Regions from separate parts of the Homo sapiens genome. Here all the other regions are linked to region 2. A link is a contact called in ENCODE Hi-C or POLR2A ChIA-PET data. All regions are on one chromosome and are shown on one strand. Each heading gives the region's core, a stretch centred on a gene start or an enhancer-like site at or near the end of the contact. The rest is flanking DNA. Distances are from core to core; before and after follow the strand shown. Region 1 overlaps OXA1L-DT (OXA1L divergent transcript). Region 2 overlaps TRD-AS1 (TRD antisense RNA 1). Region 3 overlaps SLC7A7 (solute carrier family 7 member 7).

What was found. Hi-C counts contacts between places; a loop is a spot of excess contacts on that map. ChIA-PET counts read pairs that join two places held with the same protein, here RNA polymerase II (POLR2A). Pooled maps may share reads with other maps.
Region 1: a loop to region 2 is called in a map of heart right ventricle, with 4 times the contacts of the local background. The contact joins two enhancer-like sites. A Hi-C loop is called at or near these places in 2 of 168 maps with a recorded cell type or tissue (A673 and heart right ventricle), 2 of 37 single-sample maps with no recorded cell type and 11 of 50 pooled maps. POLR2A ChIA-PET finds 5 or more read pairs at or near these places in 2 of 52 experiments (OCI-LY7 and activated B cell).
Region 3: a loop to region 2 is called in a pooled map, with 3 times the contacts of the local background. The contact joins two enhancer-like sites. A Hi-C loop is called at or near these places in 2 of 37 single-sample maps with no recorded cell type and 2 of 50 pooled maps. POLR2A ChIA-PET finds 5 or more read pairs at or near these places in 1 of 52 experiments (B cell).

Annotation. Positions count from the first base shown.
Region 1 is chr14:22,711,595-22,714,294 of GRCh38, reverse strand. The region is part of intron 2 of OXA1L-DT (OXA1L divergent transcript); the gene reads left to right. Among named protein-coding and RNA genes, the nearest start is that of OXA1L-DT, 54 kb to the left of the region's middle. Within about 2 kb of position 1,279, at least 3 of the 41 ENCODE cell types and tissues checked have a DNase peak (open chromatin) inside an H3K27ac peak, as active enhancers do.
Region 2 is chr14:22,382,447-22,385,146 of GRCh38, reverse strand. All of the region lies in intron 2 of TRD-AS1 (TRD antisense RNA 1), which reads left to right. It also overlaps TRA. Among named protein-coding and RNA genes, the nearest start is that of TRD-AS1, 99 kb to the left of the region's middle. RefSeq lists an enhancer at 784-1,493. Within about 2 kb of position 1,291, at least 3 of the 41 ENCODE cell types and tissues checked have a DNase peak (open chromatin) inside an H3K27ac peak, as active enhancers do; they include B cell, where a contact is called at or near this core.
Region 3 is chr14:22,789,156-22,791,855 of GRCh38, reverse strand. All of the region lies in intron 2 of SLC7A7 (solute carrier family 7 member 7), which reads left to right. Among named protein-coding and RNA genes, the nearest start is that of OXA1L, 24 kb to the right of the region's middle. Within about 2 kb of position 1,440, at least 5 of the 41 ENCODE cell types and tissues checked have a DNase peak (open chromatin) inside an H3K27ac peak, as active enhancers do; they include B cell, where a contact is called at or near this core.

The DNA.
Region 1 (2,700 bases), core at 30-2,529, 330 kb before region 2:
GTGCACACCCCCTGCGATATTGGGAGTAATATAATCCTCTTTCCCCTTGGATATTAAAAACAGTATCACAGAGGGGGTGTACGCCCCCTTCGAAATTGGTAGTAACAACATACTCTCCCTCCCGGGATATTAGGAACAATATTACAGGGTGGGTGTACACTCACTGCAATTTTGGGAGTAATATCATCTGCTCCCTTAATGGATATTAAGAACAATATCACAGGCGGGGTGTTTTCCCCACCTGCGATATTGGGAGTAATATCATCCTCTTCCCACCTGAATATTAGGAATAAAATCACAGGGAGGGTGCACACCCCCTGCGATATTGGGAGTAATATCATCCTCTCCCCTCCTGGATATTATAAACGATATCACAACGGGGGGTGTACACCCCCACGATTTTGAAAGTAATATCATCTTCTCCCCAACTGATACTAAAAACATTATCACACGGATGTGTATGCCTCCTGCAATATAAAGAGTAATTTCATCCTCTCCCCTCCTGGATATTAGGAAGAATATCACGGGGCGGGGCTTTGTACGCCCTCTGCAATATTGGGAGTAATATCATCTTCTGCCCCCTGGATATTAAAAACAATATCACAGAGGGGGTATGCAACCCCTGCGATAGTGGGAGTAATATCATCCTCTCCCGCCCTGGATATTAGGAACAATATCATGGTGGGAAAGGTGTACACGCCGTGCGATATTAGGAGTAATATCATCCACTTCCCCTCTGGATTTAGAAACAATATCACAGGGGAAGTGTACACCCCCTGCGATGTTAAGAGTAATATCACGGCTGGGCGCGGTGGCTCACGCTTGTTATCCCAGCACTTTGGGAGGCCGAGGCGGGCGGATCACGAGGTCAGGAGATCGAGACTATCCTGCCTAACACGGTGAAACCCCGTCTCTACTAAAAAAAAAAAAAAAAAATACAAAAATTAGCCGGGCGCGGTAGAGGGCGCCTGTAGTTCCAGCTGCTCGGGAGGCTGAGGCGGGAGAATGGCGTGAACCCGGGAGGCGGAGCTTGCAGTGAGCCGAGATCGCGCCGCTGCACTCCAGCCTGGGTGACAGAGCGTGACTCCGCCTCAAAAAAAAAAAAAAAAAAAAAAAGAGTAATATCATCCTCTCCTTCCCTGGATATTAGAAACAGCCTTACAGAGAGGTGTATACCAACTGTGATCTTAGGAGTAATATTATCCTTTACCCCCCTGGATATTAGGAACAATATCACAGAAAGGTTGTACAACATCTCGATATTGGGAGTAATATAATCCTCTCCACTTCCGCATATTAGAAACAATATCACAGGTGGGGGTGTACATCCCGTGCGTTATTGGAAGTAATATCATTTTCTTCCTTTCTGGATATTCAGAACAATATCACAGGAGGGCTGTACACTCCCTGCAATATTGCGAGTAATATTATCCTCTTCGCCCATGGAAATTAGGAACAATATCACAGGCAAGGTGTACACCTCTTGAGATACTGAAAGTAATATCATCCTTTCCGAACCTGGATATTAGGAACAATATCACGGGGAGTTGTATACTCTCCGCGATATTGAGAGTAATATCATTTTCTCCCTGCTATATTTTAAGAACAATATCACAAAGGGGGTGTACAACTGCTGCAATATTGGGAGTAATGTCATCTTTTTTCTTCTGGATATTAGGAACAATACTACAAGGGATGTGTACATCCCTGCAATATTGAAAGTAATATCAACCTCTGCCACCCTGGATATTAGGAAAAATATCACAGGAGGGGTGTACACCCCTTGCATTACTGGGAGTAATATTATCCTCCCCTAACCTGGATATTAACATCACAGGAGGGGTGTACACCCCCTTCGATATTGAGAGTAATATTATCCTCTCCCTCTCTAGATATGAGAAACCATATCACAAGGTGAATGTACATTCCCTGCAATGTTGGGAGTAATATCATTCTCTTTACCCCTGGTTTTACACCCCCTCTGATATTTGTACTAATAGTATCCTCTTCTGTCCTGGATATTAAAAACAATAGCACAAGGTGGGTGTACACCCCCTGCAATATTGGGAGAAATATTATGCTCTCTTCCCCTGGATATTAGAAACAATATCACAGAAGGGGTGTACACCCCCTGCGACATTGGGAATAATATCATCCTCTGCGTCCCTGAATATTAGGAACAGTGGTTCACCCCCCTGTAATATTGGGCATAATATCCTCTCTCTCTCTCTCTCTAAATATTGGGAACAATATCACAAGTGAGGTGTACAGCCCCGGTGATATTGGGTGTAATATTATCCTCTCTCACTTTGGATATTAGGAACAATACGAAAGAAGGTGCATACACCCCCTGCGATATTGGAAGTAATATCATCCTCACTCCACCTGGATATTAGAAACATTGTCACCTGGGGGTTGTACCCCCCCTGTGAAATTGGGCATAATATCATTATTTTCAACTGTGGATATGACGAACAGTATCACAGAAGAGGTGTATGACCTGTGCGATATTGAGAGTAATATCATCCCTTCCCTTTTTGGATATTAGCAACAATGTTACAGAAGGGGTCTACACCCTCTGCGATATTTGGAGTAATATCATCCTCTCCCCCTTTGGATATTCGGGAAATATAACGTGGGGGTGTACACCCCTAGCGATATTGGAAGTAATATCATCCTCTCCCCCCATGAATATTAGGA
Region 2 (2,700 bases), core at 42-2,541:
AAGATCCAGCTGCTTGTTGGCTTAGCTGTGTCGTAGAGTTGGGCTGGATTACCTTGGTCTTATTCATAGTGCCTGGACAAACAGGCAACCCTCCATACACTATCAGCTCCAGGTCTTGGAACCAAAGTGAAGCCAAAGATCAGAGTCTGTGTCTTCCTTCCCTCTCTCTTCATTTCTGGAAACATCACAAGAAAGAAGAGAAATTCTGCTCAATTTCATGGGATTGTGAGGGTGTTGTCATTTGGAGTCTAATGTGGATCAGTGGGAACCACAGCCCGTGAGCTTCCCACATCTCCCTTGATCCCCCGTCATGTCATGTCTTCTCTGAGCTTAACTGAGTTTAACCCCCAACTTGCAAGCCAGGAACTGGGGAACGGAATTTAATTTTCCTTGTGCATCTACTGCATGCCTTCAACTTCCCCACAACACTGACTCATATAACTTTCACAGCCAACCAAGGTATGTATTACGTTCTCGTTTTATGAACAAAGAGGACCTAGGAGGTTAAGTAACGTTCGCAAAGTTTTAGAGCTAATTGTGCTAGAGATAGAACTTGAATCTAGATATAAAGTTCTGACAATTTCTATGACCATATACAGCGAAAAGGAAGGAGTAGGCCAATTCTCCTTCTTCCTCTACCTACCACTGTCTTTGTGAAAGGGTCAAGCAATGCTGGGAGGGAGGAGATTCCTTAGCTGTGTCCTTTCCCAGTAGCTCCACTCCCCAGGCCTCCACCACATGTCATGAATCTAATCACTCCAGTGGTCAGCTTCAACTTTCAGCAGGTGCTGGGATTTGGCCAGGGCTTGCCCTGGTAGTCATGTGAAGGGAACAGCCCAGTCACTGTCACATCCTTAGCAGCCCGCTGTCACTCCCAGTGTCCTTAGGGCCAGAACTGACCAGCATCCCAGAAATTCCTGAGCTGAATCTTGTTCCCAGGGACTACTGAACCCCTGAGAAGGAGGGTGGGGGAGAGCCAGATACCCCCACCCACCACTGTGCTTTATCCTCTGACAGGCTGGACCCGAGTGAGGAAGATCAGTGGCAGGAGTGACCTCCAGCCAGACTCCTTCTGCCCTTCACTTTCCCACAATGGGAGGGTGGACCCGCTTGCTCTGGGCCAGTTTCTCATGGGCTTCTCTGAAGCAGGTACTTGCCGATGTGGGAATCCCCATACTCTCAGGGGACCCTGAGATGTTGGGGACTTCCACCCCTCAGAAGAGGGAGGTGATAAAGTTGGCTGGGACCTGCAGGCTCGTCAGCCTCAACTACGTAACAAGTGGCAGGGCTTGCCTGCTTGTGAGAGGCTCTGTTGTCTTTGGAACAAGTTGAAGGAATTGACATTAATATTTTTGAAGTAAACATAGGCCCTGGAACTCAAGGCACAGGCCAAGCACCCCTCAGGTAAAGCTGGGGCCAAGGTGAAACAAGCAGATGCAGGAAGTGCAGCAGACGAGTGGCCAGAGGACAGGTGTAAACCCCAGAGAACTGGTCAGGACTGACTGCAGAGAGGGTGGCAGACACCGTCACTTCTGGCACAGGCTCAAAGGGGTTTGCAAAGAAAGAAAAAGGAAGAAGTGTTAAGACAGTCTGACGGGTGATGAGTGTTCTATTAGGGTGGGATTTTTGCATGTGGGAGAGGACTTCTGATTGGTTTTCAAGTAAACTTTTCAATCTTTGATTCGTTTACTATGTATTGGTAATACATGGGGATTTTCCAGGCTGGGTAGGCCCATACGAGTTTTCCAGTTTTCACTGAATTTGAAAATATGGTCGTCTGCTTTGGGTCTGAGTCTCACATAAGCAATTCTCAACCCCAACTCTGCCTTCTAATCTTAGGTCTTGGGCAAGACTGTTAACCTTTCTGGGCCTCAATTTCCTTGTCTATAAAAGAAAAGGGTTAAACTATGTGATCATCTGGAAACCAACTCTAGGTGCTGAGAAGGCAGAGGTCCCTTCCAGGTGGCCCACCCCTTCCTCGTCCCCTGCAGTCCTCAGGCAGCAGGCTGCCCTTCTGCAATCAGTTTACTTCTGGAAGCTGCTGTAGATACTCAGCCTAATTGGATTTTCCGTGTGTAAAGATGTGAGTAGAGTCACAGAGAGGTTTCCTCCAGGCTCTGAAGGCCTCCAGGATCACTCTGGATGACAAATAGAATTTAATCAGTTGATCAGTGTGCCTAAATCCTCTTGTCATGGTGGTGATGTTTGCAGTTCAATTTCATTTTTATAGAATAAGGGATTCAGTGATTTGGTGAGAAAGGGAGGTGTTTCTTTTGTAACCATGATATTGCCATATTATTTAGCCCCGATTTGAGTGTGGTTCTCTGTTGAGCACCATCCCCAGTGCATTAAATGGAAAGAAACTTCTCTCTTGAAGCTTCCAGTCTGAATCAGCAAGGTGGTTCTCATATGAAAGGTAGACAGATATACAGGCTAGTGCAAAAACACCAAAAAGTTAAACCTGCCTTCCCATGAAGTTGCCATATCTTTGACATTGTGAACAAGCACCAGCAGACAAGTGAGCAAGGAATTAACCATGAGAGTAACATTCCTGTCCCAAATTCAGAGCCATTAATGGTTCAGGAATAGGTCTAGGAGTGCCGAGGTCCTTAGCTGGCACCATCAGCCTACTCCTCTCCCTGATGGATGTGAATAGAGGAAGGAAGGAGAGATTCTTTAATAGACAACTACTGAACAGGA
Region 3 (2,700 bases), core at 191-2,690, 410 kb before region 2:
CTCAATTAAAAAAAAAAAAAAAAAGGTGTAGAGATTTTCCCAAACCAACATTAGACAAAACAAATGGGGATGCAGCAAAGAAAAGGAAGAAGAGACTTGAAATCTCTGGGTTTAGGTAACAGATATGAGGCGTTTCCAGAGAGCTTATATCTGGACCTTCTGAGGAAACAGCAGTGGTAGAGTATTTTGGAGACACCAGGGTATTAGCAGGCCTGAGTATGCCAGTTGTGGGGTTTGGCCTTCCCCCAGGAATAGTGTGCATCTGACTATACACAGACCCAGCCTAACCTAGAAATGTGCAGTTTTTCTGAGCAACATGTGACCAAGAGCTTGCTCACACCAATTAAGCCTAGGGACTGCTATCCTTCTGCTAATTGCTGTGGGATGAATGATGTCACCAGTCAGAAGATAGCTGAGATGTCTCACTGGTGACGTGAAGTTTAAAGTAGCAAACTGAGTGGCAGGTGGAATTTTCGTCTCTTTGTCAGCTGAAGGCTGTGTATGTGAAAGAAAAAAGAACACAGAACAGAGTTCCTAACCGTAAATTCTAAGATTCTAAGATACCAGAAAGATAAACTCCTGGTAAGGGATAGAGGAGGTTTATAGGGATTGGGAGAGATGTGTATAATAAGGCTTTAGAATGGAAATTTTAGAGGCAAGGAGAAAAATGCCTAGATAAAAGTATAAATCTGGGTATTTTGGAGACTACATAGCAGAGAATAAAGGCAGAGAGGAGTTGCTCAGTAACGCATTTGGAGAAAATGGGATGGAAGATCAGAAATGATGCTTTTGAACTCTTATCTACAAATATTACAAGTAAGGCTAATAAACGTATTTGACCTTTTTTTTTTTTTTTTGTGAGACGGAGTCTCGCTCTGTCACCAGGCTGGAGTGCAGTGGCGCGATCTTAGCTCACTGCAACCTCCGCCTCCTGGGCTCAAGTGATTCTCCTGCCTCAGCCTCCCCAGTAGCTGGGACTACAGGCGCACACCACCACACCCAGCTAATTTTTGTATTTTTAGTAGAGACGGGGTTTCACCATGTTGGCCAGGATGGTCTCAATCTCTTGAACTCGTGATTCGTCTGCCTCCGCCTCCCAAAGTGCTGGGATTACAGGCATGAGCCACTGTGCCCGGCCCGTATTTGACCTTTTACTGAAAGGAGGAAACAATTTCATAGGCATCAGCGATATTTGATTAGAATATGATAATGAAAGAGTATACTTTGTTCAAAAATGATGATTTGCTAGAAGAGCTGGGATTCATGTAGTACATTAAAGAGAGAGGTACATACTTGTTTGAGGATCTGCTATCATAAGGGATGCCTGCCTTCTTTGCATAAGGTCACATTTAGATTCTTTTGATTGCAGTGAGAGGGAAATTTCAGTACACCAAGATCCAGTGAGCTGTCAAGGGTTTCACTTCCCCTTTCTCCATTTTTCAACAAATGTAATGAATAGTACCACCCAGTGCTACTTCCAGTTTTCTGCCTGCAGTTAGGTTTTTTTTTTTTTTTTTTTTTTTTTTTTGAGACAGTCTTGCTCTGTCACCCAGGCTGGAATGCAGTGGTGCAATCAAGGATCACTGCAGCCTTGACCTCCCCAGGCTCAAGCAATTCTCCCACCTTAGCCTCCTGAGTAGTTGAGACTACAGGTGCACGCCACCAGGCCCAGCTAATTTTTGTATTTTTTGTAGAATCAGGGTTTCTCTATGTTGCCCAGGCTGGTTTCAAACTCCTGAGCTCAAGGGATCAGCCCACCCTGGCCTCCCAAAGTGCTGGAATTACAGGAGCGAGCCACTGTGCCCAGCCAACATATGAGTTTTCTATTGCTTCTCTAACAAGTTACCACCAATTGAGTGGCTGAAAACAACACAAATTTATCATCTCATAATTCTGGAGGTCAGAAGTCTGAAATGGGTCTCACTGGGCTAATATGAAGTAGCACTGTGTTTCTTTCTGGAGGCTTAAGGAGAGGATCCATCTTCTTGCCTTTCCCAGCTTCTAGAGTCTCATGGACCCTTCCATTTTCAAAGTCAGCAGTAACTGGGAGAGTCTTTCTCATATTGTACTACTCTGACATTGACCTTTCTGCCTCCCTCTTTCATCTTTAAGAACTTTTGTGATTACATTGGGCCCACCCAGAGAATACAGAATGATTTCCCTGTTTTGTCACTTGATTAGCAATCTTCATTCTGTCTGCAACTTTTTTCTTTTTTTTTTTTTTTTTTGAGCCAGAGTCTTGCTCTGTTGCCCAGGCTGAAGTGCAGTGGTGTGATCTTGGCTCACTGCAACCTCCGCCTCCTGGGTTCAAGCAATTCTCCTGCCTCAGCCTCCTGAGTAGCTGGGATTATAGGCACCCACCACCACACCCAGCTATTTTTTGTATTTTTAGTAGAGACGGGGTTTCACCGTGTTGGTTAGGCTGACTCATGTTGGTTAGAATTCCTGACCTCAGGTGATCTGCCCGCCTTGGCCTCCTAAAGTGCTGGGATTACAGGCATGAGCCACTGCGCCTGGCCTCTATCTGCAACTTTAATTCTCCCTTGCCATGCAATATAACATGGCTCACAGGTTCCAGGGATTAGGGGGTGGACATCTTTGGGGGGCCATTAGTCTACCTACCACAAGTGATAGCCCAGCTTTCCACCGGAGGTGGATGAGCAGCACTCTGAAGTGATAACTTAAGGTGGATTCTTGCCC